2 separate regions of the Homo sapiens genome follow, and region 2 is linked to region 1. Evidence: chromatin loops called from intact Hi-C (ENCODE). Cell type or tissue: ovary. All regions are shown on one strand. Links, peaks and the distances in the headings refer to the core of each region. The heading gives the core; the rest is flanking DNA. Region 1 overlaps MED15 (mediator complex subunit 15). Region 2 holds the start of MED15 (mediator complex subunit 15).

Evidence for each region. A loop is a pair of places that touch in the nucleus more often than their neighbours do. Peaks named below come from ENCODE experiments on the same cell type or tissue, not always from the same donor. Only the 100,000 strongest peaks of a DNase experiment are listed, where the experiment ranks them.
Region 2: a loop joins it to region 1, with 2.2 times the contacts of the local background. A loop is called at or near these places in 43 of 110 quality-filtered maps.

What each region holds. Positions count from the first base shown.
Region 1 is chr22:20,565,545-20,573,544 of GRCh38, reverse strand. MED15 (mediator complex subunit 15) reads right to left here. Exons shown (of 18, transcript NM_001003891.3): 7 at 6,728-7,078; 8 at 4,914-5,024. Among named protein-coding and RNA genes, the nearest start is that of MED15, 62 kb to the right of the region's middle. RefSeq lists enhancers at 935-1,104, 1,988-2,157. In ovary, for the core only: a CTCF peak has its summit at 5,447 (motif pointing right); DNase peaks (open chromatin) are centred at 4,086 and 4,439; H3K27ac peaks cover 1,049 bases.
Region 2 is chr22:20,497,693-20,513,876 of GRCh38, reverse strand. MED15 (mediator complex subunit 15) reads right to left here and starts at 6,267. Exons shown (of 18, transcript NM_001003891.3): 1 at 6,131-6,267. The coding sequence starts at 6,198. LOC101928824 (a long non-coding RNA gene) reads right to left here. Exons shown (of 4, transcript XR_007068011.1): 2 at 15,086-15,210; 3 at 14,511-14,636; 4 at 12,621-13,136. RefSeq lists enhancers at 6,175-6,284, 8,164-8,663. In ovary, for the core only: a CTCF peak has its summit at 4,546; DNase peaks (open chromatin) are centred at 4,286, 6,296 and 6,589; H3K4me3 peaks cover 2,383 bases; H3K27ac peaks cover 1,848 bases.

The DNA of each region.
Region 1 (8,000 bases), core at 1-8,000:
GAGAGGAATCCAAAAAACCTCTCCCCCACCCCCAGGTCTGACTCTCCCTACTGCAGTCACTGTGCAGAAGGGTCCAGCAAAAAGAGAGAGGGTCCTCCAGGGTGGCCAAGGCTTCAGTACAGTAGCTGTGAATCAGCAATGCCACATACATGTCCACAATGGGAGTCTGTCTTGGATAATTCTTTGTGACTTGTAAATTAGAGTTTGGTTTTCACATACTAAAAGAATAGAACGTTAAATGACAAAGGTATAGGGACTGTTTGAAAATGAGATGCATGGCCAGGCACAGTGGCTTACGCCTGTAATTCCAGCACTTTGGGAGGCCAAAGCGGGCACATCTCTTAAGGCGAGGAGTTCAAGACCAGCCTGGCCAACATGACAAAACCCCGTCTCTACTAAAAATACAAAATTAGCCAGGCATGGTGGCACATGCCTGTAATCCCAGGTACTTGGGAGGCTGAGGCAGGAGAATCCCTTGAACCCAGGAGGTGGAGACTGCAGTGAGCTGAGACTGTACCATTGCACTCCAGCCTGGGTGACAGAGCAAGAGACTCTGTCTTTAAAAAAAAAAAAAAAAAGAAAATGAGATGCATTCTGTCCTGTTTCTTGCTTTTTTAAAGAGACAAGAGTTTTGCTCTGTCTCCCAGGCTAGAGTGTAATGCTGTCATCACAGCTCACTGCAGCCTCAAACCCCTGGGCTTGCACGATCCTCCCAACTCGGCCTCCCGAGTAGCAGGGACTGCAGACACGCACCACTCCGCCCAGCTAACTTTTTATTTTTATTTTTTTGTAGAGACAGGGTCTCGCTGTGTTGCCCAGGATAGTTTTGAACTCCTGGTCTCAAGTGATCCTCTCACCTTGGCTTCCCAAAACGTTGGGATTACAGGCATGAGCCACTGTGCCTGCATGTCTTGGTTTTATAGGGGAGAAAAAGAAGTCTGCTGTGTCCTGCTAAATCCCCTTGTGGGTGACATTGCCCTTCTCAGCTACATAAATAACACTGGAAAGAGAACCAGGTGTGCACAGCACAAGGCTGAGCAATTTTTCTAGAATACTCAGTCCCAGGCTACCCTTTACCACATCCAACACCACAGTACTGCAAGGGCCTGACAGGGCGCCTCTCTTCGGCTCTAAGATGGGCTTGAGAGACAGGGCATGGAGGGCTGCCTGCATGGGGGCCCCCAATCCCAGAATTTCATTCATGAACTCAAGAGGCCTGTTTCCGCAGCACGCGGCAGCTCATACATACAAAGCTGCAACACGTGGTCACCACGTCCTGATGTCCACTGTGTGAACAACACAAGGGGAGCTCCAATCTGCATCTCTGACCTCCTGGTTAGAGGGTGGCTGATCAGATCTGAAGGCCCTCAAAGTGAACCATTCACTCACCTCCATCAGCTCCAGGAACAATCTAAGACATCAAGATATGTGTCACTGGTAATAGCAAAAAATCGGAAATTATTACAAGGTCCAAGAACAAGATGGTAACTGAGGATGGCAAGAGACATTCACAGAGGGGTATGACAAGAGTTCCTTCGTGCCGACCAGGGCTTTCTAATTAAAGGAGAACATTTCATCCCCTATTGATGTGGAAGATGCTGCACAAAAAACCCCAGGATAGCATGACCTTGACTATGGGAAACAACCAGAAAGGACACCAGACCTTCTCTCTCATGGAATGGTTCTCTTACTTCTGTTCCTCTCCACTTTCTGGGTTCTACAGTTACCACACATACTTTTAAAGTTTTTAGATCAGAGTACCGTAGCCTCAGCTGGTCACTGTGCCAATTCAAGTTTCAAAAGAAGATCATGAATCCAGATGGCCCCTCAGAGGGCTTGCTGTGCCCAACCCTCCCCATCCCCCAGCAGGGGGCGCTGCTATTGGTGGAACAAGGCAGTGAGGGTGCCCAATTAGCCCCCAAGAAACTGCACTGCTTGCAACAAGGCAAGACCAAGCTCTGAGAGAAAACCAGCAGAATGCGGGTTACAGAATTTCAAGGTGCCACATCTGGACTGAGAAGCACCTCATAGATACGCCCTACCCACTGCTGGACTTTGAGAAACTACAAGGCTCCTCTGCCACTAGCACTTGGGAATCCCCTGCATGGCAGCACATGGTGCCACAGGGCAGGTGGGCAATGATCCTTAAAACATCAAACTCACTCAGCAACGAACCACAGTGGTAACCACTCTCCATCCTCCTTCCTGTGCCAGTCGGGCGGGGACCTCCACCTGAAACAAGGGGTGGAGAAACCGACAGGAAGACCAGTGGCCCAAGGACAGGCTCAGCATGGGCCATGAGCACACACAGCTGGCATCCTGCTTCTGGACGGTGATGGGATGCCAGTGAGACTGCAGAGTGGACACTTCCTTGAGCTAGAAGCCTAACGAACATACCAGCTGGGCCTGCACCAGCTGAAAACACTGGCTGCTCCATGGCTATTCACTTTCCAAATACCAAGAAATGGAAAGAAAAGGAAAGTTCGGCTGGGCACAGTGGCTCACGCCTGTAATCCCAACACTTAGGGAGGCTGAGGCAGGTGGATCACTTGAAGTCAGGAGCTTAAGACCAGCCTGGCCCATCTCTACTAAAAATACAAGAGGAAAAAAAAATTAGCTGGATATAGTGGCGCATGCCTGTAGTCCCAGCTACTTGGGAGCAAAGGCAGGACAATCACTTGAACCTGGGAGACAGAGGTTGCAGTGAGCCAAGATTGCACCACTGCACTCCAGCCACTCTAGCCTAGGTGAGAGAGCAAGACTCTGTCAAAAAAAAAAAAAAAAAAAAAAAAAAAAAAGAAAGAAAGAAAGAAAGAAAAGAAAAGAGAAAAAAGAGAAGAGAAGAGAAGTTCTAGGCTGGGTGCGATGGCTCATGCCTATAATCCCAGCACTTTGGGAGGCTGAGGCGGGTGAATCACTTGAGGTCAGGAGTTCGAACCAGCCTGGCCAACATGGTGAAACCCTATCTCTACTAAAAATACAAAAATTAGCCAGGTGTGGTGGTGTGCAACTGTAGTCCCAGCTACTTGGGAGGCTGAGGCACAAGAATCGCCTGAACCCAGGAGGCAGAAGTTGCAGTGAGCCGAGATCGCAAAACTGCAATCCAGCCTGGATGACAGAGTCAGACTCTGTCTCAAAAAAAAAAAAAAAAGACAGAAAGAAATAAAGAAAAGAGCAGTTCTCACTTTCCTGCTGGGCTTGACCTGCGGTACAGAAGTTTCCAGCCGGGCGCATTGGCTCATGCCTGTAATCTCAGCACTTTGGGAGGCCAAGGCCGGCAGATCACGAGGTCAAGAGATGGAGACCATCCTGGCCAACATGATGAAACCATGTCTCTACTAAAAATACAAAAATTAGCCAGGTGTGATGGCACGCGCCTGTAGTTCCAGCTACTCGGGAACCTGAGGCAGGAGAATCACTTGAACCCAGGAGGCAGAGGTTGCAGTGAGCCAAGATCGTGCCACTGTACTCCAGCCTGGCAACAGAGCAAGACTCCATCTCAAAAAATAAAAAAAGTTTCCAGGAAGTGAGGTCCTGAACAGAGGATCGATGGTCCAAAGAGGCAAAGGTAGCAGCTTCCACTGGGTGGGCAGTCACTATGTGCCACCACTAAGCTGACTCTGAACACACCACGTCCTTCCTCTGCATGAGACCAGGACAAGGGAGCCCCCCCACGAGGCCTGAGGACATGCCGAGACACACAGGGAGGTGGCAGAGACCTCCAACCTCATCACACGAAGTGGTCAGCCTCCCCCAGCTGTAAGTAAATGTGAGTTCTGTGGTGTGTTTCATACAGGGCTCCATCTAAGTAAGAATGTGACATGGGGACCCTGGCCCCAAGTCATTTGGTGCCCTGCCAAGGTAGGATGCTAACCTCAGCTGCAGCCAAATACCTCAGATTCCCTCCTCAGGCAGCTTCCCAGGGACTTAAAAGAGGTAGCAGGCACCATGAAGGACATTACTGAGCACCCCCCAAGCGTGAGATGAAGCCTGCCACGAGGCACTGTGCACCCAGGCGCTGCGCCCAGCAGGCCTGCAGAAAACCACAAGGCCAGGTACCCTTAAGACGACAGCAAAGTGCAGGCGCACTGCCAGCTGTGGGCTGGGACCCAGCCACAGTCTTACCACATCAACTAGCACATTCTGACTCTTTCTAAAGCCAACGCCCCTTCCGAGTCAGGACCAACAGTGTTTCCACCATCATGTGAAAAGAGGAAAAACTGAAGCCCCAGACTGTACGTCTCCCCACAAGAAGGAGAGGAGGGGTTATAGGAAAAGGTACAGAAACCCTGGGCCTCCAATCCCAGGACACTAGGAGGCCAGACAAGGCCATCTGCATTCCACTAACACGTGACACACAGAGACACACACACATTCCACACATGTGACACACCAGCAAGCTCAGCAATGTGGGAGTGGCACGCTTCTCACCACACAGCGCCGGAGTCCCTGAGTGCAGGCGAGCACCAGGATGCCTTCTCCCACGCTCCTGCTGCATGTGGCTCCCATCTGCTTCCGAGTGTCTAGAAAGCTGCCCTCCACCCTGGTCAGCTCTGTACTCAGACTCTCAAATGGAAGATGAGAGGTGAGGAGAAAACTGCAGCCTTCTACTCTCTGATACATGTTCCCAGAGTCACTCAGAGTGGCAAGGAAGAGGGATAATGAAGGATGCCCGAGCAAAGCTGGAAACGACACGCACTATGCGGCTGGTGGGTCCTAGACATGACCAAGCACAGCTGCCCACCCCAAGGACTCCAGGGGTGTCTTGCAGAGTGCAAGGGGGAGAGAAGCCCCTGCTTTACCAACTTAGCCCCCAGCCCCTAATCCAACCAGAACCCTCACTGTAGCACTACATGCGCAGGTGAACATGCACCTGCTGATGACTATGGAGCCCTCCACCCCCAGGCCCTCACCTGGACTCCGGGAGCCACCATCTGGGCAGCCTGAGCTGTCTGTACTGCTGTCTGCTGCTGCTGCACCTGGGGCTGCACTGGGGGCTGCTGCACCACCATCGGAGCTCGGACCTTGAGGGAGAAAGAGAGAATGTGATTTGGAACCACCTGGGTCAGAGAGCAGAGCCTAGTCTTCCTGTGGAAGCTTAGGAAATGGAGCCTTTCTTGAGGTGAGGAATGGGACTTTCATGACCTCATGTGCTGTGATGTCACCTTACTGGCCATCTAGGATCCCATTAGCTCAAATCCAATTCTGGCAAGTGGCAATGTGGCCCTCCCACTGGGATGTCTCCACACATCCCTCAGCACCAGCTATCACAAGCACTGACGACTTCCAATGCAGAGCTTACAGCCTAGCCTGCTCATCCTCTGGGCCAAGCATGCTGATGGTCCACAAGAGCTTCACTCAGCCTGATTCCTTGAAGGAAAGCTGGGTTAGCCGGCCAGCAGAGGGCAGGGCGTAGTAGCTCCTGTCTGTATTCTCAGCATTCTGGGAGGCCAAGGCCAGTGGATCGCTTAAGCCCAGGAGATCAAGACTAGCCTGGGCAACACGGCCAAACCCCATATCTACAAAATATACAAAAATTTGGCTAGGTGTGGGGATGCACACCTGCAGCCCCAGCTACTTGGGAGGCTGAGGTGGGAGAATCGCTTGAGCAGGGAGGTCTGATCACATCAGTGCACTCCAGCCTGGAAAACAGAGACCCTGTCTTCAAAAGAAAAAAGTGGGGGTGGGGGGCAAACTTGGGCAAAAGGGGCAACTGTGGAGCCACTGCATGGAGGGGCCTCCAGAAGGACGAGACAGGCCCGCGCCACCATGCAGGGGGCTCTTCCTTAGACATCTCCAAGTCACCAGGGCAAACCCTGCCAGGGCACATTCCAACATGCAGCGGGCTCTTCCTTAGACATCTCCAAGCCACTAGGGCAAACCCTGCCAGGGCACATTCCACCATGCAGCACACAAGGGTTTCAGTCTGCACAGTCCCCGGGGTCAGGCAGTGTGTCGACTCCCAGGTGACAGATGAGTGAGCATATCTGCTCCTCACAACTCTCCTAGACTTCCAGTCTGCCTATGAGGCCTCTTGTTCACCCCCACACTTGCCTCAGGCCCCATTCCACTCATGAATCACAAACAGAAAAGGCCACAAAAACCAAGGGAGCCAAAGAGTTGTCCAAATGGCCCCTTGATGCAGCTACCTTCATCCTGGTGATCATACTCTGTCCTCTGTGCCTGTCACTGAGTAGACTGGCTTTGTGCAGAGATACAAAATGAAACTAGGAATAACAGTATTTTATATTAATACTCCTCTCAAAAATATAGTAATGAACTTTGTTCTCCTGAGACTTGGCAGAGTGTAAAGGAAAAAAAAAGATATTTGCTTAGAACATTAACTCTGAGTAGTTGGCAAACCACCAGACACTGACGGAGCTGGCACATCCTTTCATGTGGTGCTCATCAGTCGAAGTGCTCACACCCTGAAAGGGCCCACAGAACTGCTGCAATCAGCCACACTGCTTGGAATGCGACTTGGTGCCCCAGTAGCAGCAGCAGTACCCTGTGCGGGGTGCAGAAGCAGCTCTCAGAACACAAAATGCAAAACACATGCTTCCCTGCTGAGCCATGCTAGAGTCGGCAGGGCTGGCAAGGGGTGGGGGCTGCCTGAAGTCTCAGCACTTGAAGAATAGGATATGCTATCTCTAGCCAAAGAGCCTAGAAACTACTGCTGACAGAGCCACGGGCTGCATGTGCTCCACTGTGGGCCACAGGTACTCACAAATTTCAGTGGTGGTTGGGTATACAACATTTGTCCAGGGAGAGCTTGCGCCTGTGACACCAAAGGCTGGGTCTGCGACTGTGGCGGGAGTTGTGATGGTTGGTTCTGAGCAACTGGAGGCTGCTGGGGCTGTGGTGGCGGCTGGTGGTGCTGTGTGTGATGCATCTGCTGCAGCTGCTGGGGCAGAGCCTGGGAGGGCGGAGGCTGTGGCTGCTGCATCGGTGGCTGCTGAATTGGTGGCTGGGCCTGCAAAGCCTGCTGCTGCTGCTGCTGCTGCTGCTGCTGCTGCTGTTGCTGTTGTTGGAGCTGCAGCTGTGCTATTCGCTGCAGCTGCTGTTGCTGCTGCTGTATCTAGAGACAGAACAAGCAGCACTCGGTTATCACTCATCTGCCTCTGTGGCACCAGCTCCTCCCTGTGACAGTCTGGGCCTCAGGAAGCCCAGGTGGCCATCTGCAGAGCCATCAAGAAAGCCTTCCTGGCTGGGTGCAGTGGCTCACGCCTGTAATCCCAGCACTTTGGGAGGCCGAGGCGGGCAGATCACCTGAGGTCAGGAGTTCGAGACCAGCCTGGACAACCTGGCGAAACCCCGTCTCTACTAATAATACAAAAATTAGCCAGGCATGGTGGCTCACACCTGTAATCCCAGCTACTTGGGAGGCTGAGGCAGGAGAATCACTTAAACTGGTGGGGCAGAGGTTGCAGTGAGCCGAGATCACACCACTGCACTCCAGCCTGGGCAACAGAGTAAGAGGCAAAAAAAAGTCTCAAAAAAAAAAAAAAAAAAAAGGCCTTCCTGGGCTGACAGGCTGACCTCTCACTCACACGGGGAGGGGCACATCTCCCACAGAAAGGCTCTGGGCCCCCCGAGGCCAACACCAGCTGCCTTCCTGACACCGGGGAGGCACCAAGTGTGTGCCTGGGCTCTGGTCTACCATTCCACTAGGATGGTTCAAAGGGCATACCTAGAAACTTCAGCAAAAGATGACAAGGAATAGGTACAGCTCCATGGAAGCTAGGATAAAAGCTGGGGCAACTGCAGATTTCTGAAGCCTCTGCAACGATGCTTGCTTTGCCCCTATAGGTCAGTGGCATGAGCCTCACGGTGACGGTCAAGGTCTGCTTGTCAGCAGGAGAAGGAAAAGTGTGGCTGCAGATGCACTGTCAGCTCTGGGAGAGGGGTGCCAAGATCCAGAGAAGCCCAGCTAGCTGAGGCCTGAAGGGGTGGGAGGGTGGTGGGGCCCTTTGGGGCTTTCCTCTCCCAACCAAGACCTG
Region 2 (16,184 bases), core at 1-8,000, 60 kb after region 1:
AGAAAATGCCAACATGAAGCTACTAACAATTTCCCAACTACCTCCCCACAGGCTCCAATAAGGGTCATCAATTTCCCTAACCAGGCTTGGGGTATTGGGGTATCACCCTTATTCTCCAAGACTATAGATCTCCTACTCCTGCAAGGGCACAGGAGGTGGTGGCAGGGAGCTCACCACTGAGTCCCAAGACCTCTGCAAAGGCTTGTACAGAGGTCTCTTCATTTTTCCCTTCTACCACACCTGTAAAACAGATTGGCTTTCTACCATTTCATTGATGAGGGACACGATTAAGAAAGGCTAGGCCAGGTGCAGTGGCTCACGCCTGTAATCCCAACACTTTGGGAGGCCGAGGCAGGTGGGTCATGAGGTTGGGAGTTCAAGACCAGCCTGACCAAGATGGTGAAACCCCGTCTCTACTAAAAATACAAAAATTAGCCAGGAGTGGTGGCGGGTGCCTGTAATCCCAGCTACTCTGGAGGCTGAGGCAGAGAACTGCTTGAACCCGGGAGGCAGAGGTTGCAGTGAGCTGAGATCGCACCAATGCACTCCAGCCTGGGCCACAGGGCGAGACTCCGTCTCAAAAAAAAAAAAAAAGAAAGAAAAAGAAAGGCTAACAAGTGTAACAAGTGGAGAAAGCAGGGGCTCCAGAGCTTCACAATGTACACTGGTTCAGGTAAAGAATACCACTGCACTGGAGAATCACTTGAGTCCAGGAGTTTGAGGCTGCAGTGAGCTATGATCATACCAACTGCACTCCAGCCCAAGTGACAAAGCAAGACCCTGTCTCTTAAAAAAATAAAAAAATAAAGAATACCACTGTAATACAAGAGGTGACCCGGCCGGGCGTGGTGGCTCATGTCTGTAATCTCAGCACTTTGGGAGGCCGAGGCGGGTGGATCACGAGGTCAGGAGTTCGAGACCAGCCTGACCAACATGGTGAAACCCCGTCTCTACTAAAAATACAAAAATTAGCTGGGCCTGGTGGCGCATGCCTGTAACCCCAGCTATTCGGGAGGCTGAGGCAGGAGAATCGCTTGAACCCGGGAGGCAGAGGTTGAAGGAACCGAGATCACACCATTGCACTCCAGAGTGAGACTCTGTCTCAAAAAAAAAAAAAATTAGCTGGGCGTGGTGGCGGGCGCCTGTAGTCCCAGCTACTCAGGAGGCTGAGGCAGGAGAATGGCGTGAACCTGGGAGGCGGAGCTTGCAGTGAGCTGAGATTGTGACACTGCACTCCAGCCTGGGCAACAGAGCGAGACTCCACCTCAAAAAAAAAAAAAAAAAAAAAAGAGGTGACTCACACAGCCCCCAAGAAAATACTATTCCACTCCTCAACAAGTGTTTTGTATACCAGGTACCAAGCTTCATAGGTATGAGGTCCTATGGGAAACTAAAAAGGGCTGAGATAAAACATATCAGAGGCGGTGACCAACTTTAGATCAAGCAGGGAAGGATCCTCTGAGTATCTGATACTGAGCAGACACCTAAAAGAAGGAGCTAGTCATGAATACAGTGGTGGGGAGGAGTCTACTCATTTTTCAATACCTTAAACACTTGATAATAAATTGGTTAAAAAGAAAGAGCTCAGGGGCCAGGCATAGTAGCTCACATCTGTAATCCCAGTGCTTTGGAAGGCTAGTAGGGAGGATCATCTGAACCCAGGAGTTCAAGACCAGTCTGGGCAACATGGTGAAACCTCATCTCTACAAAAAATATAAAAATCAGTCAGGCGTGGTGGTGTGTGCCTGTAGTCCCAGCTACTCAGAAGGCTACAGTGGGAGGATCGTTTGACCCTGGGAGGTCAAGGCTGCAGTGAGCTATCATCGTACCACTGCACTCTAACCTGGGCCACAGAGCAAGATCTTGTCTCCAAAAAAAAAAAAAAAAAGCTTAGAATGTTCAAGAAGCTGAAAGACCAGAGAGGTCAGAACACGGTGGGGGTAGGAGAAGAGATGACTATACCAGGTCAGGGTGAGGGGCTGGGAGGGTGGGACATCTGGAGTTTTATTCTAATGCTAAGAAAAGTCACTGATTGTTCTGCAGCAGGGCAGTGGCTACACTTTAGGCCTCACCCTCACTTGTGCTGTTGGGGGAAGAAGGATGGGACTGGGAAGAGAGCAGGAGACCACAGCCCAGAATGGGCCCAGATGAGGTGGAGGCAGTGGAGGGCTAAGAGGCTGAACTGGAGAGTCCCTGCAATGGCTGTCTAGTCATAGCCAGCCTCAACTCAAAATCCCTTTTTCTCAGTGGGAGCCAGGAGACTAGACTATATACCAGCTCATGCTCTGGGGCATTGTTCCCTAGGCTCTTGGTAGAGACAGATAAGTAACCATCAAATGTTTTCTTCTCTGTCAAAACTCAGAATGCTTTTTTTTTTTCTTTTTTTGAGAAGGGTCTTGCTCTGTGGCCCAGGTTGGAGTGCAGTGGTGTGAACGTAGCTCACTGCAGCCTCGACCTCCCAGGCTCAAGCGATCCCCCCACCTCAGCCTCCAGAGTAGCTGGGACTACGAGTGCACGCCACCACACCCAGCTGATTGTTGTATTTGTTTATGTTACCTAGGCTGGTCTCAAACTCCTGGACTCAAGTAGTCCCAGATCTCAGCCTCCCAGGGTGCTGGGATTACAGGTGTGAGTCACGGTGCCACAAGCAAGACACTTTCTCTATCCCTTCATCAACTATAAATTACTTGGGTATAAAGCATTTCCCAAAATGGCCAAATTTAAACAACAGTGTAAAAACATGGGAGGAAGTTAAGAGTTAAAGGTATGTCTAGAATTCTAATGCAAATCTTTTTTTAACCCTATGAGCACAATAAATCAAGGCACCAAGAATCACGACTTTCAACGTGAACCCTAGAGAGAAAGTGAACCCTAGAGAGAAAACAGACAAATTTGAGAACTGAGAACACCCACATCACCTAGGGAAGGCAACCTCTGAAACTGCTCTTCCCGGCTGTGGTAGGAGAATGCCCATCTCGTGCCTAATCCCTAGAACTTGTGAATATGCTACATTACATGTCAAAAGGAATTCTGCAGATGTAATTAAAATTACAAACTTTAAAATAAAGAGATTATCCTGGCTTCTCTGTGTGCACTAAATCTAATCTGAGCCCTGAAAAGCAGGATATTTTCTCTAGCTGAAATCAGAGAGATGTGGCAGAAGAACTGGCCCTCGCTGGAGGGAGACACATAAAAAGCATGAGAAGGAATTCGGGCAGCTTCTGGGAACAAAGACTGACTCCTGGCTAACAGCCAGTAAGGAAAGAGGGCACCTCAGTCCTACAAGCTCAAGGAACTGAATATGGCCAACAGCATAAATGGGCTTGCAAGCAAGTTCCACCCCAAGGCATTCAGTAAGAAATGCACCCTGCCAACGTCTTGATTTCAGCCTTGATAGGCCTTGATAGCAGGAGACCTAGTGGAACCTACTTGGACCTCTGACCTACAGAAACTACCAAATGATAAATGTGTGTTTTTTGTTTGTTTGTTTTTGAGATGGAGTCTCGCTCTGTCACTAGGCGGGATAGCAGTGGTGCGATCTCGGCTCACTGCAACCTCCGCCTCCCGGGTTCAAGCAATTCTCCTGCCTCAGACTCTTGAGTAGCTGGGACTACAGGTGTGCGCCATCACACCCAGCTAATTTTTGGATTTTTAGTAGAGATAGGGTTTCACCGTGTTGGCCAGGATGGGTCTCAGTCTCTTGACCTCGTGATCCGCCTGCCTCAGTCTCCCAAAGTGCTGGGATTACAGGCGTGAGCCACCACACCTGGCTAAAGGTGTGTTGTTTTAAGATGCTAAACTTGTGGTAATTTGTTAGAGCGGCAACAGAAAAACACACAAACAGCAATATCGAAAAAAATAAAGAACTCAATTCTCCCGGAAGCAAAATAAAGCTGAGTTATGAAGTATCCAGTCACTCAACACCCATAAACTCTTCAATCACCCTCCCAGCCCTCTTAACACTTCCCCTACCCCCATTTTCTTTGATGACAACTCACCCTTCCAGTTCTTAATTCTGGGCTTTCCCAGAGAAGAACCCTTGCCCTGGGGACTTTTCTTGCAGGAACCCTGAAGTGGGATATCTCTCAAGTTTTCACCTACAGATAACTATATTTTATCAGTAAAACACTGTTCACTGATTGTGCAATATCCCCAGAAATATCCCAAGGCTATTCTTCCCAAAGCCCATAGCTACTAACTCTACAGTCCCTACTCTTTCCACTGTACTGAAAGGTTTCCCAGCATTCAGCCCGGCTTCCTTCCTTCCACAATGCTTCACCCCACACCCCACCCCCCTCCATCCAGTTAGTCATCAAGAATTGTCTACGTTCCCCCTCCTCTGGAATCTGTCTTCCTCTTTCAGTTTCTACCACTGTCTAATGCAGGCCTTTATAATCTCCCGCCCGACTAGGTCATGCCACAATCATTTTACGGAGCAATGTGGCAGGCAGTGAGCTAGCAGTGAGAATATAAGGATGAAAAAGGACAGGTTCCCTACTCCCTCCAAATGTTCAAACTCTCTTAATAGCTTAACTGGTCTCTCTTCTCTGCCCTGCATCCATCTCCAGGGACAGGGACTCTAGGCATATTCCCAACACTGGCATTTCACTACTCCAAAGAATGCCACATGCCAAACACAGGCTCAATTCCTTGGCACAACACCCCCACTAAAGTGCTAGTACCTGCTCACCCTCATTCCATCATCTCCTGGGCTCTCTTACTCCTCGAGCCCCAGAACTCTCAGCCTACAAGATCCTCCCTCCACGCAGTAAATGCTCATGTTTCCTAACTCCTCAGCTTGGAATGGTGGCTATTCACACTCCTACTTGTCTTTCTAGGACTCAATTTATTCGTCACCTACTCACTAGACTGCCCCTGGTCTGCTCAAGTTAACCGCCGCTTCGCAAGAAACCCCTGCAGTATACACATTACAGACTGACAAGACTGCGCTGTGACGGTTCCTTTACCATCCCTCAGGAAAGGGGCTGTGTCTCAGGCAAATCTGTGGCGAGCACAACACGCCAATAAGCTCAGTTAAAAACTGTCAGGCCTCTGAGCCCAGGCCAGGCCATCGCATCCCCTGTGACTTGCACGTATACATCCAGATGGCCTGAAGTAACTGAAGATCCACAAAAGAAGTAAAAACAGCCGTAACTGATGACATTCCACCATTGTGATTTGTTCCTGCCCCACCCTAACTGATCAATGTACTTTGTAATCTCCCCCACCCTTAAGAAGGTTCTTTGTAATTCTCCCCACCCTTGAGAATGTACTTTGTGAGATCCATCCCTGCCCACCAGAGAACAATTGACTAATTTTCCATTACCTTCCCAAATCCTATAAAACGACCCCACCCCTATCTCCCTTCGCTGACTCTCTTTTCGGACTCAGCCCACCTGCACCCAGGTGAAATAAACAGCTTTATTGCTCACACAAAGCCTGTTTGGTGGTCTCTTCACACGGACGCGCATGAAAAAAACTGCTAACAGAAACAAGCAGTCGGTGGTGAGGGGCTAGAGTTCCTCTGAGCGGGGCCACTGACCCCAGCTCTTCACGCTCTCCTCCAGAAACGACGATCGCTTCCTGACAGCGGCTTCCTGCCATCCTTCGGCAAAGTCCACATTCCTTCGGGGGGTCACCCTCAGATCCTCCGTCCCACCGCCCACACCCCAAACAACTACCTTCCCAATCTCATCTTACATCCACCCTCCTCCCATCACTTTCTTTCACCGTTGATGCGCTTTTCTGGAAGAGAAACCATGAAGCACCCAGCCCTGCTAAACCCACTACAGCCGGCTGCTTCTCTCCCTTTCCCTATTCAGTGTGGTTCAAAAAGCGGGGGAAAGTCTGCACCCAAAGCACACAAATGACGAATGAGAAAGCTCAAGACGATGATTCATAAGCCAGGGCTCGTTGGTTTGCAGAGCTCGGCCCCAGGAAAGCAAACGAGCAGTCCATGTCGGGAACGGAGGGGACAGACGGGGGGGCCCGAGCCCTGGGACCCACGCAAGTCCCCGGCGCCTTCTGTCTCCCGGCGCCGTAGGTTTCTCACGGGTCCGGCCCTGGCCTCGCCCGCCACGCTAAGGAGGAAGGTCCCACAATCCAGCCCCCTGCCCCGACCACTACTCACATTTGACTGACCAGCTTCTGCCGGAAGGCGGTGCTCCGCCAGTCGGTCTCTTGCCCGGAAACGTCCATGCCTGTTCCCCAGCTCCCGCCGCCCGTATCCCGCTTGGCCGCCACCGCCGCCGCCTCAGTCACAGAGCCAGGCCCAAACCCGGAAGCCGTCCGCAGTGCCTCGGCCGAGCCGGAAGTGAAGGAGGGCTTGTGGGAAATGGAGTCTCGCGCACAGGCTTGTGGGAAATGAAGTTCCCCGCCGGGGACGAAGCGGTCTCGGTTCCGCCCGGCTGGGAGACACACGCCCCTCTTCCAGTGCAGCTGTCGGACACGGCAGGTGCTCCCGCAGCAGACCTGCGCCTGACCGCCTGCATTTTCTGCAACTCTTCAGTGTGCTGGCCTTATCTAGTCCCTGAGATCCAGACCCCTCCGGGATGCCAGGCCAAGCTGCCAGCTATCTATAGTAATGCTAGGGAGAGAGTGTTTATTTATCAAATATGTGTGGGTACCTACTGTGTGCCAGTGCAACGTGATCTGGGATCTGCTTTCATGCAACTGCCTGCTAGCGCCGCATCCGAAGAGCGACCAGATGGACTCTCATCACCGCTTCACTCTTCGATTTTTTGAATCTCACATCTCACAATGGCTGTATTTGGGGGTTGGGAATGTGAGGCCCCTAAACCACGTTAATTAATTTTTAGACATGGGCTTTCCCTTTTGACCAGCAGCCACGTCCCCTTCATGGAGAACTCAGCCTAGCTAGTTGCTGGAGGCCAGATGTCAAACGAATTTGATAGGTGAAGGTGAGCGAGCTGAAGGTGGGATGAGGGGTTATGGGGGCCTGAGAATGCTTTTAGGAATGTAAAAGTTCTGCCTCCTTGGAACTATGGGGCCTTTATCTGCTACCCTGGGGAGGGAGGTGACGTGAGGAAAATCTGGAGCCCAAGTGGTCAATAAGCACCAGGTGGACACCAACCAACATGGGCCTCAGGAGACTGTGGACTGGCACCTACTGAAGCCTAAGTGCCAGGCCCCTGCTAGGCACTGTACACCCCTTACACCCCTTGTTACTGTGCCCCAGACAGGAGGTTGAAGGTGGTAGAGAGTGGGTGGGAGAGGAGTGAGCACTCTCCCCAAAGAGGCCTCTCTTGCCAACAGAGTTTCATGTCTTGTGTTGATGTGAGAGCTGTTCATGTTTTCAAACGTTTTCTGCTCTAATACTCCCAAAATCGTTATTGTTTTTTTTGAGGGGGGGGGGATAGAATTTAGCCCTTGTTGGCCAGGCTGGAGTGCAGTGGTGCCATCTCGGCTCACTGCAACCTCTGTCTCCCGGGTTCACGCAATTCTCCCACCTCAGCTTCCCCAGTAGCTGGGATTACAAGCGTACCCCACCATGCCTGGCTAATTTTTGTATTTTTAGTAGAGACAGGGTTTCACCACGTTGGCCAGGCTGGTCTCGAACTCCTGACCTCAGGTGATCCACCTACCTCGGCCTCCCAAAGTGCTGGGATTACAGGCATGAGCCACCGTGCCCGGTGGCAAAACTAATTTTTTTTTTTTGAGATGGAGTCTCGCCCTGTTGCCCAGACTGGAGTGCTGTGGTGACATCTCGGCTCACTGCAACCTCTGCCTCCCGGGTTCAAGTGATTCTCCTGCCTCAGCCTCCCAAGTAGCTGGGATTACAGGTGCCTGCTACGAAGCCCAGCTAATTTTTTGTATCCTTAGTAGAGACAGGGTTTCACCATCTTGGCCAGGCTGAAAACTAATTTTTAAAAACTCTATCTAGAGTGATCATCTTGACCGGGGTTGCCCAGGACATCCAAGGTTTTAGTGTTTTTTTCCTTGTTTTATTTTGTTGTTGTTGTTTGTTTGTTTGTTTTTTGAGATGGAGTCTTGCTCTGTTGCCCAGGCTGGAGTGCAGTGGCACAATCTTGGCTCACTGCAAGCTCCGCCTCCCGGGTTCACGCCATTCTCCTGCCTCAGCCTCCCAAGTAGCTGGGACTACAGGCGCCCGCCACCACGCCCAGCTAATTTTTTTGTATTTTTAGTAGAGACAGGGTTTCACCGTGTTAGCCAGGATGGTCTCGATCTCCTGACCTCATGATCCGCCTGCCTCGGCCTCCCAAATTGCTGGGATTACAGGCGTGAGCCACCGCGCCCGGCCCTTGGTTTTTTTTTTTTTTTTTTTTTTTTTTTTTTTGAGACAGAGTCTCACTCTGTCGCCCAAGCTGGAGTGCAGTGGCGCAATCTCAGCTCACTGCATCCTCCGCCTCTCAGGTTCAAGTGATTCTCCTGCCTCAGCCTCCTGAGTAGCTGGGACTACAAGCACCTGGCACCACATCTGGCTAATTTTTGTATTTTTGGTGGAGACAGGGTTTCACCATGTTGGCCAGGATGTTCTCAATCTCCTGACCTGGCGATCCACCCGCCTTGGCCTCCCAAAGTGTTGGGATTACAGGCGTGAGCCACCACGCCCAGCCTTGTTTTCTTTTTTTTTGAGACAGAGTCTCGCTAGGTCTGCCAGGCTTGAGTGCAGTGGCGTGATCGCTTACTGCAGTCCCCGCCATCCGGGGTTCAAGTGATTCTCGTGCCTCAGCCTCCCCAGTAGCTGGGACTACAGTGCGCCACCACGCCCGACTCATTTTTGTATTTTATTTTATTTTATTTTTAGTAAAGATGGGGTTTCACCATGTTGCCCAGGCTGGTCTTGAACTCCTGACAGGTGATCCGCCTGCCTCGGCCTCCCAAAGTGCTGGGATTACAGGTGTGAGCCACCGTGCCCAGCCCCAGGTTTAAGTTTTGAAAGTCCTGTGTTCTGGCTGGGCATGGTGGCTCACGCCTATAATCCCAGCACTTTGGGAAGCTGAGGCAGGTGGATCACCTGAGGTCAGGAGTTCGAGACCAGCTTGGCCAACATAGTGAAACCCCGTCTCTACTAAAAATACAAAAGTAGCCAGGCATGGTGGTGTGTGCCTGTAATCCCAGCTACTCAGGAGGCTGAGGCACGAGAATCACTTGAACCCAGGAGGTGGAGGTTGCAGTGAGCTGAGATTATGCCATTGCACTGCAGCCTGGGCAACAAGAGCGAAACTCTGTCTCAAACAAACAAACAAACAAACATGTTAATAGGATACTTAGGACAACCCTCCCCCTTCTGCACTATGGTTGATGGAGACACAGACACATAATTCACAGACACAGACAGAGAGAGGCCTGGAACTTTGCCAGGAGTTTATCATCACAGTAAAATTGAGTGACTATTCCCTTTGGTATTTTCCCCAGAGCTCTTTTTCTACTTGTCCCCGCATTGGGTTGGTGCCCAGGGCAGTGATCCCTGGTGACAGTCTGGATGGGTGACCTGGAAAGGTGGACCAAGGAAAGTAAGGGGCCACAGGAAGGTTGATCCTGAAGTGGACTTGCCCTCTCTTGACACTGTAGACCCTCCTGGGATCCCCAGTCTGGATGTTAGTGGTTTAGATGTCTGAGAATAAGTGATGGAGGAAGCCGAGGGTATGCAGAGGCCAGACCTGCATCCCACACTATGTTCTGGGGATCCTCATCTCGGGGGAGATCCTCACTGCTCATGTGGCCATGTCTCTAGCCTGCGGGTTCCTGCAGGCTACCATGCCAAGGCTGGTTCCACTCAATGGCCACATATTTCCTGGACACCATTCTGGGCTCTGCAGGAGGTAGGAGCTGGAAGCTTCCCAGGCAGATCAAGCTTCCCCCTAGAGAGCTCAGCACAAGCTCTGTGAGCCTGTGGCTGTCTCCATACAGCCTCACCTCCAATCTTCCTCCTTGCTTTGGCACTCAGTCCCTGGGAGGTGGTGACCTGCCCCACCTTCCATCCTAGCACCAGCCAGATGTAACTCCTCTGTGTGTTTGGCCTGGAGCCTGTAATCACTTATGTATGTGGAGGTAGGGAGGGAGTGGTTATTGTTTCTTTTTTTTTTTTTTTTGAGATGGAGTCTCACTCTGTTGCCCAGGCTGGAGTGCAGTGGTGCAATCTTGGCTCATTGCAACCTCCAGCTCCTGGGTTCAAGCAATTCTGCCTCAGCCTCCCAGGTAACTGGGATTACAGGCGCACGCCACCATACTTGGCTAATTTTTTGTATTTTTAGTAGAGATGGGGTTTCACCATGTTGGCTAGGCTGGTCTCGAACTCCTGACCTCAAATATCCACCTGCCTCAGTCTCCCAAAGTGCTGGATTACAGGCATGGGCCACCGCGCCAAGCCATGCAATTCATTTTTTTTTTGAGACAAAGTCTCACTCTGTTGCCTGGGCTGGAGTGCAGCAGCACGATCTTGGCTCATTGCAACCTCCGCCTCCCAGGTTGAAGCAATTCTCCTGCCTCAGACTCCCAAGTAGCTGGGATTACAGGCTTGTACCACCGTGCCCAATTTTTTTTTTTTTTTTTGAGATGGAGTCTCGCACTGTCTCCCAGGCTGGAGTGCAGTGGCACGATCTCGGCTCACTGCAACCTCCACCTCCCAGGTTCAAGCGATTCTCCTGCCCCAGCCTCCCAAGTAGCTGGGATTACAGGTAGGTCCCGCCACCACACCTGGCCTTACTTTTTATTTTTAGTAGAGACCAGGTTTCACCATATTGGCCAGGCTGGTCTTAAACTCCTGACCTCAGGTGATCCGCCCGCCTCGGCCTCCCAAACTGCTGGGACTACAGGGGTGAGCCCAGCCGCAATTCATTTTTATTGCACATTTTGCTCTTAGGTTGGATTGATAGTTTTATTATCTTTACCATTCAGTAGTGATAACATAAAACTTGTTTGACTAGTCCATCAATTTTCTTTTTTGAAACGGAGTCTTGCTTTGTTGCCCAGGCTGGAGTACAGTGGCGTGATCTCAGCTCACTGCAAGCTCCGCCTCCTGGGTTCACGCCATTCTCCTGCCTCAGCCTCCCAAGTAGCTGGGGACTACAGGCCCATGCTGCCACACCTGGCTAATTTTTTGTATTTTTAGTAGAGACAGGGTTTCACCGTGTTAGTCAGGATGGTCTTGATCTCCTGACCTCGTGATCCGCCCGCCTTGGCCTCCCAAAGTGCTGGGACTACAGGCCTGAGCCACTGCACCCGGCGTAGTCCATCAATTTTCAAACTAGCTTTATTTACTAAAGAATATTCCAGATCATGTAAACTAAAAAGCAGTTGGATTAGTTTCTATTTTTCTTAAATTTTTGGTAATATTTAGCTTGTATGAATGCTTATTTACCTCCCTCTAAGACCAATAATCCTTTTAAGACACCACAGACAAAAGAGACATCTTCAAAGGAGGGTACAATTTGAATATAACTCCTTTAAGGGATTTAAAAAATTTAGGCTGGGCGTGGTGACTCATGCCTGTAATCCCAGGACTTTGGGAGGCCGAGGTGGGTGGATCACTAGGTCAAGAGATAGAGGCCATGCTGGCCAACATGGTGAAACCTCGTCTCTACTAAAAATACAAAAATTAGCTGGGCATGGTGGCTCGCACCTGTAGTCCCAGCTACTCAGGAGACTGAGGCAGGAGAATTGTTTGAACCTGGGAGGCGGAGGTTGCAGTGAGCCGAGATCATGCCACTGCACTCCAGCCTGGTGACAGAGTGAGACTCCATCTCAAAAAAAAAAAAAAATTCAGTTAGTAATACTGAATATGGAGATAGAAAAAATATTATATATAATATTCAAACATACATACATAGATATACACAAATATAAACACATAAACGTAAAAACACAAAGATCTTATAGCTTTCATTCCAAAATGGTAGTCGTGAGTCAGTAAAACACAGTAATACAAACTCACTGGTTTCTCTCTCTCTCTATATATATATATATGTATGCATACATATATACACGTAAATACGTATATATACATACATATATATTTTTCGAGATGGAGTCTTCTTGCTCTGTCGCCAGGCTGGTGCAGTGGTGCAATCTTGGCTCACTGCAACCTCCGCCTCCCGGGTTCAAGCGATTCTCCTTCCTCAGCCTCCCAAGTAGCTGGGACTACAGGCGAATGCCACCACACCTGGCTAATTTTTTTTGTATCATTAGGAGAGACGGGGTTTCACCATATTGGCCAGGCTGGTCTTGAACTCCTGACCTTGTGATCTGCCCGCCTCGGCCTCCCAAAGTGCTGGGATTACAGGCGTGAGCCACCACACCTGGCCCCCAGAAAAAGACTTTTAAAAGAGTATTCATTTGCCCAGTTTCCAAACAGTTTCATTTTTTCTCTTTTTATCCTTAGGTGGTTGTTTTTGCAGGATTTTGAGTCCCTTTAGGGCAGGGAGCCCTAATGTTTAAGTGACTGAAGTGCTGAAGTGGAAAAAGTTCTGGCAGGTTGGATGGAGGGCCAGAGTGGCCTGAATGGGGACGTATCAAAGGAATCAAGGAAACTGGAGAAAATATCGAAGGTGGCAAAAGGAGGAAGGGGGAGCAGAAGCAAATGGAAAGGAGAAATCTCAGAGGGGCCTGTTTGGGGAGATTGCAAGTTTCCCAAAGAAGCCAATGAAGTTGTCCTTTATCCTTAGCAAAAATCATGGCAATACAGAAAAGAAGCAGGAGGCAGAGCCGATAGAGGGCAGGGACTCCGGAAGAGGGGCTTCAGGGAACCAAGAAGACCCCAGGGGAGAAGCAGGATCCAATAGACAGAATATCAACTTCTGATTACGCCATCTTCTTTTTTGTTTTTTAGAGACGGAGTCTCACTCTGTCGCCCAGGCTGGAGTGCAGTGGCGCAACCTTGGCTCACTGCAACCTCCGCCCTCTGAGTTCAAGCTATTCTCCTGCCTCAGCCTCCCGAGTAGCTGGGATTACAGGCACCTGCCACCGCGCCCGGCTAATTTTTTGTATTTTTAGTAGAGACGGGGTTTCTCCATGTTGGCCAGGCTGGTCTTCAACTCCTGACCTCGTGATCCACTCACCTTGGCCTCCCAAAGTGCTGGTATTACAGGCGTAATCCCAGCTGGGCACTGAGCCACTGTGCCCAGCCCCACTTATGCCATCTTCTGATCATAGAGCTGTAAAAAAAAAAAAAATCCTTTCAAATATCTCATTGTCAGTTTTCAGCCAGAACAGATAGTACATATTCCTGGCAGTACTGAACACTCTTCCCTACTACCACCCTGCCCACCCACCACTTTTCTTCTTGTAAACCAAAGGTACCTACCAAGCAACTCAGAACCAAGACCAATAAGCATTTTATGACTTAACCATGGACAAAAGAGACATCCTCAAGGCTGGGCACAATGGCTCATGCCTGTAATCTCAGCACTCTGGGAAGTCAAGGTGGGAGGACCACCTGAGGCCAGGAGTTCCTGATCAGTCTGGGTGAGACTCTGTCTCTTAAAAAAGAGAGAGAGAGAGAGAGAAAGACACACTCCAAAGAGGGTGCACAAAGATTCAGCACTCTCAAATCCAGACCCCTTGCAAAGACAGTCAAAAGAAAGAAGGCACCTTTGGGTTTTTTTTTTTTTTTTGAGACGGAGTCTCGCTCTGTCACCCAGGCTAGAGTACAGTGGCGCGATCTTGGCTCACTGCAACCTCTGCCTCCTAGATTCAACCCATTCTCCTGCCTCAGCCTCCCGAATAGCTAGGATTACAGGCATGCGCCACCACACCTGGCTAATTTTTTTGTATTTTTAGTAGAGACAGGGTTTCACCATGTTGGTCAGGCTGGTCTCTAACTCCTGACCTCGTGATTTGCCTGGCTCAGCCTCCTAAAGTGCTAGGATTATAGGCGTGAGCCACCGTGCCTAGCCAGAAGGCACCTTTGTTGACACAGGTGACTAAGGATGTCATCTTGTACAGAACACTGTCACGTCTCCAGTCATGGACTGGCTCATCTATCACACCAATGAATACTGAGACAACAAAAACCCCTTATAGACTTGGCCCACTTACAAACTCCTCTGTCATGGTCAGAAAAAGAGAAGGTTCAGAACCTTCTCTTTGGCCGGGCGTGGTCCCTCATGCCTGTAATCCTAGCACTTTGGGAGGCTGAGACAGGTGGACTGAGGCCAGGAGTTCCTGACCAGCTTGGGTGAGACCCTGTATCTTAAAAATAAAAGAGGCCAGCCACGGTGGCTCATGCCTGTAATCCCAGCACTTTGGGAGGCCGAGGTGGGCAGATCACCCGAGGTCAGGAGTTCGAGACCAGCCTGACTAACATGGTGAAACCCTGTCTCTACTAAAAATACAGAAATTAGCTGGCGTAGTGGCAGGTGCCTGTAATCCCAGCTACTCAGGAGGCTGAGCCGAGATCCCGCCATTGCACTCCAGCCTGGGTGACAGAGCAAGACTCCGTCTCAGAAAAGAATTAAAAAAAAAAAAAAAAAATCACCCTGCGCAACATGATGAATCCCCCTCTTTACTAAAAATACAAAAAAAATTACCTGGACGTGGTAGTGTGTGCCTGTAGTCCCAGCTACTCAGGAGGCTGAGGCAGAAGAATCAGTTGAGCCCAGGATGCAGCAGTTGCAGTGAGCCAAGATCATGCCACCATGCCACTGCACTCCAGCCTGGGCGAAAGAGCAAGACTATTAAAACAAAACAAAAAACAAACAAACAAACAAAAACCAAACTTTCTCTTTTTCTGACCGGGACAGAGGAGTTTGTAATAATGCAAGCTGTTACTTGCAACCCTAACGCAAGCTGTCCTAAAGCAAGCTGTCACTTGCACCCACTGGCTATTCAGAGATCAGGGAGAATATTCTCACTGGTCATAAAGCCAAGCTCTCAGGACACAAATAAAACAAACAGGAAAGAGGTAGCTGTGCCTGGGAGGAAAGGATCAATAACAAACAGTTACCCCTCAACCAAATTTAAGCAAGAGTCACAATCCAGACACAATGTTTTCTTCTGCTAATTTGAATTTGGAAAGGAAGGGACAAGAAGTTTTTACCTTCCACTCTCAGCTGAGTACTACAGGCAGTGATATGGGACAGTTAACCTTGGTAAGAATGCTTACCTTTTGCCAGTTGTCCCAAGTGGGGTGTCTTTGCCACCCCACTTGTTTGTTGGGTGCCAGAAAGAGTAGGGGGAAAAGGTAATATTTTTTCCTCACGCATCACAAGGTTCCTGGTTGACACCCCTCTAACAAAGGACAGATTAACAAGAGAAAAGCATATCAATTTATTTAATATAAATTTTATATGACACAGTAGCCTTCAGAAAAAAGCCCCAGTGTCTAGTGAGGGGTCCGTTCTCTGCTTTTTTTTTTTGAGACGGAGTCTTGCTCTGTCACCCAGGCTGGAGTGCAGTGGCGCGATCTCAGCTCACTGCAAGCTCTGCCTCCCGGGTTCACGCCATTCTCCTGCCTCAGCCTCCCAAGTAGCTGGGACTACAGGCGCCCACCACCATGCCTGGCTAATTTTTTGTATTTTTAGTAGAGATGGGGTTTCACCATGTTAGCCAGGATGGTCTTGATCTCCTGACCTCATGATCCTCCCACCTCGGCTTCCCAAAGTGCTGGGATTACAGGCGTGAGCCACTGCGCCCAGCCGATTCTCTGCCTTGAAGATGGTGCTTATTACAGTGTCCTCACCTGGCAAAAGTGGGGGATGAGCTCCTTCGAACCTCTTTTATACACTGATCCCATGGTGAGGACTTCACCCTCATGACCTAAACCCCTCCCAAAGGCCCTACTTTATAATAGTATCGCACTGAGGATTCAGTTCCAACATATGAATTTTGGGGGTACCGACATTCAGACCACAGTGGCCTTCTTGTTGCTGCCCCAGGATTCCTTTTCCTCTCCTCTCTGGGTCCACCCGTACACCTGGTCCCATTGGGCCTTGGAGGTCAGTCTTCCCCTACCTGGAGCCAAGGGGGGCCTCATCTTCCCCCAGACCTGCTCTTGCTCTGGCTCCCCTGTAGGCAGGGTGGGCCTACTTCCCCACCCATCTCCTGGGCTCATTCTTCACACATCACTGGGCTTATACTGGGGAACCTGCTTCCTTCCCAGGTTTCTAGCCTGCTCCACTCTGGTCTTCACTCCCTGCCTGAGACCACAGCACTGTGGCTGGCTCCCTACTCAGTCTTCGTCTCTACCATATTGGCATCTGCCC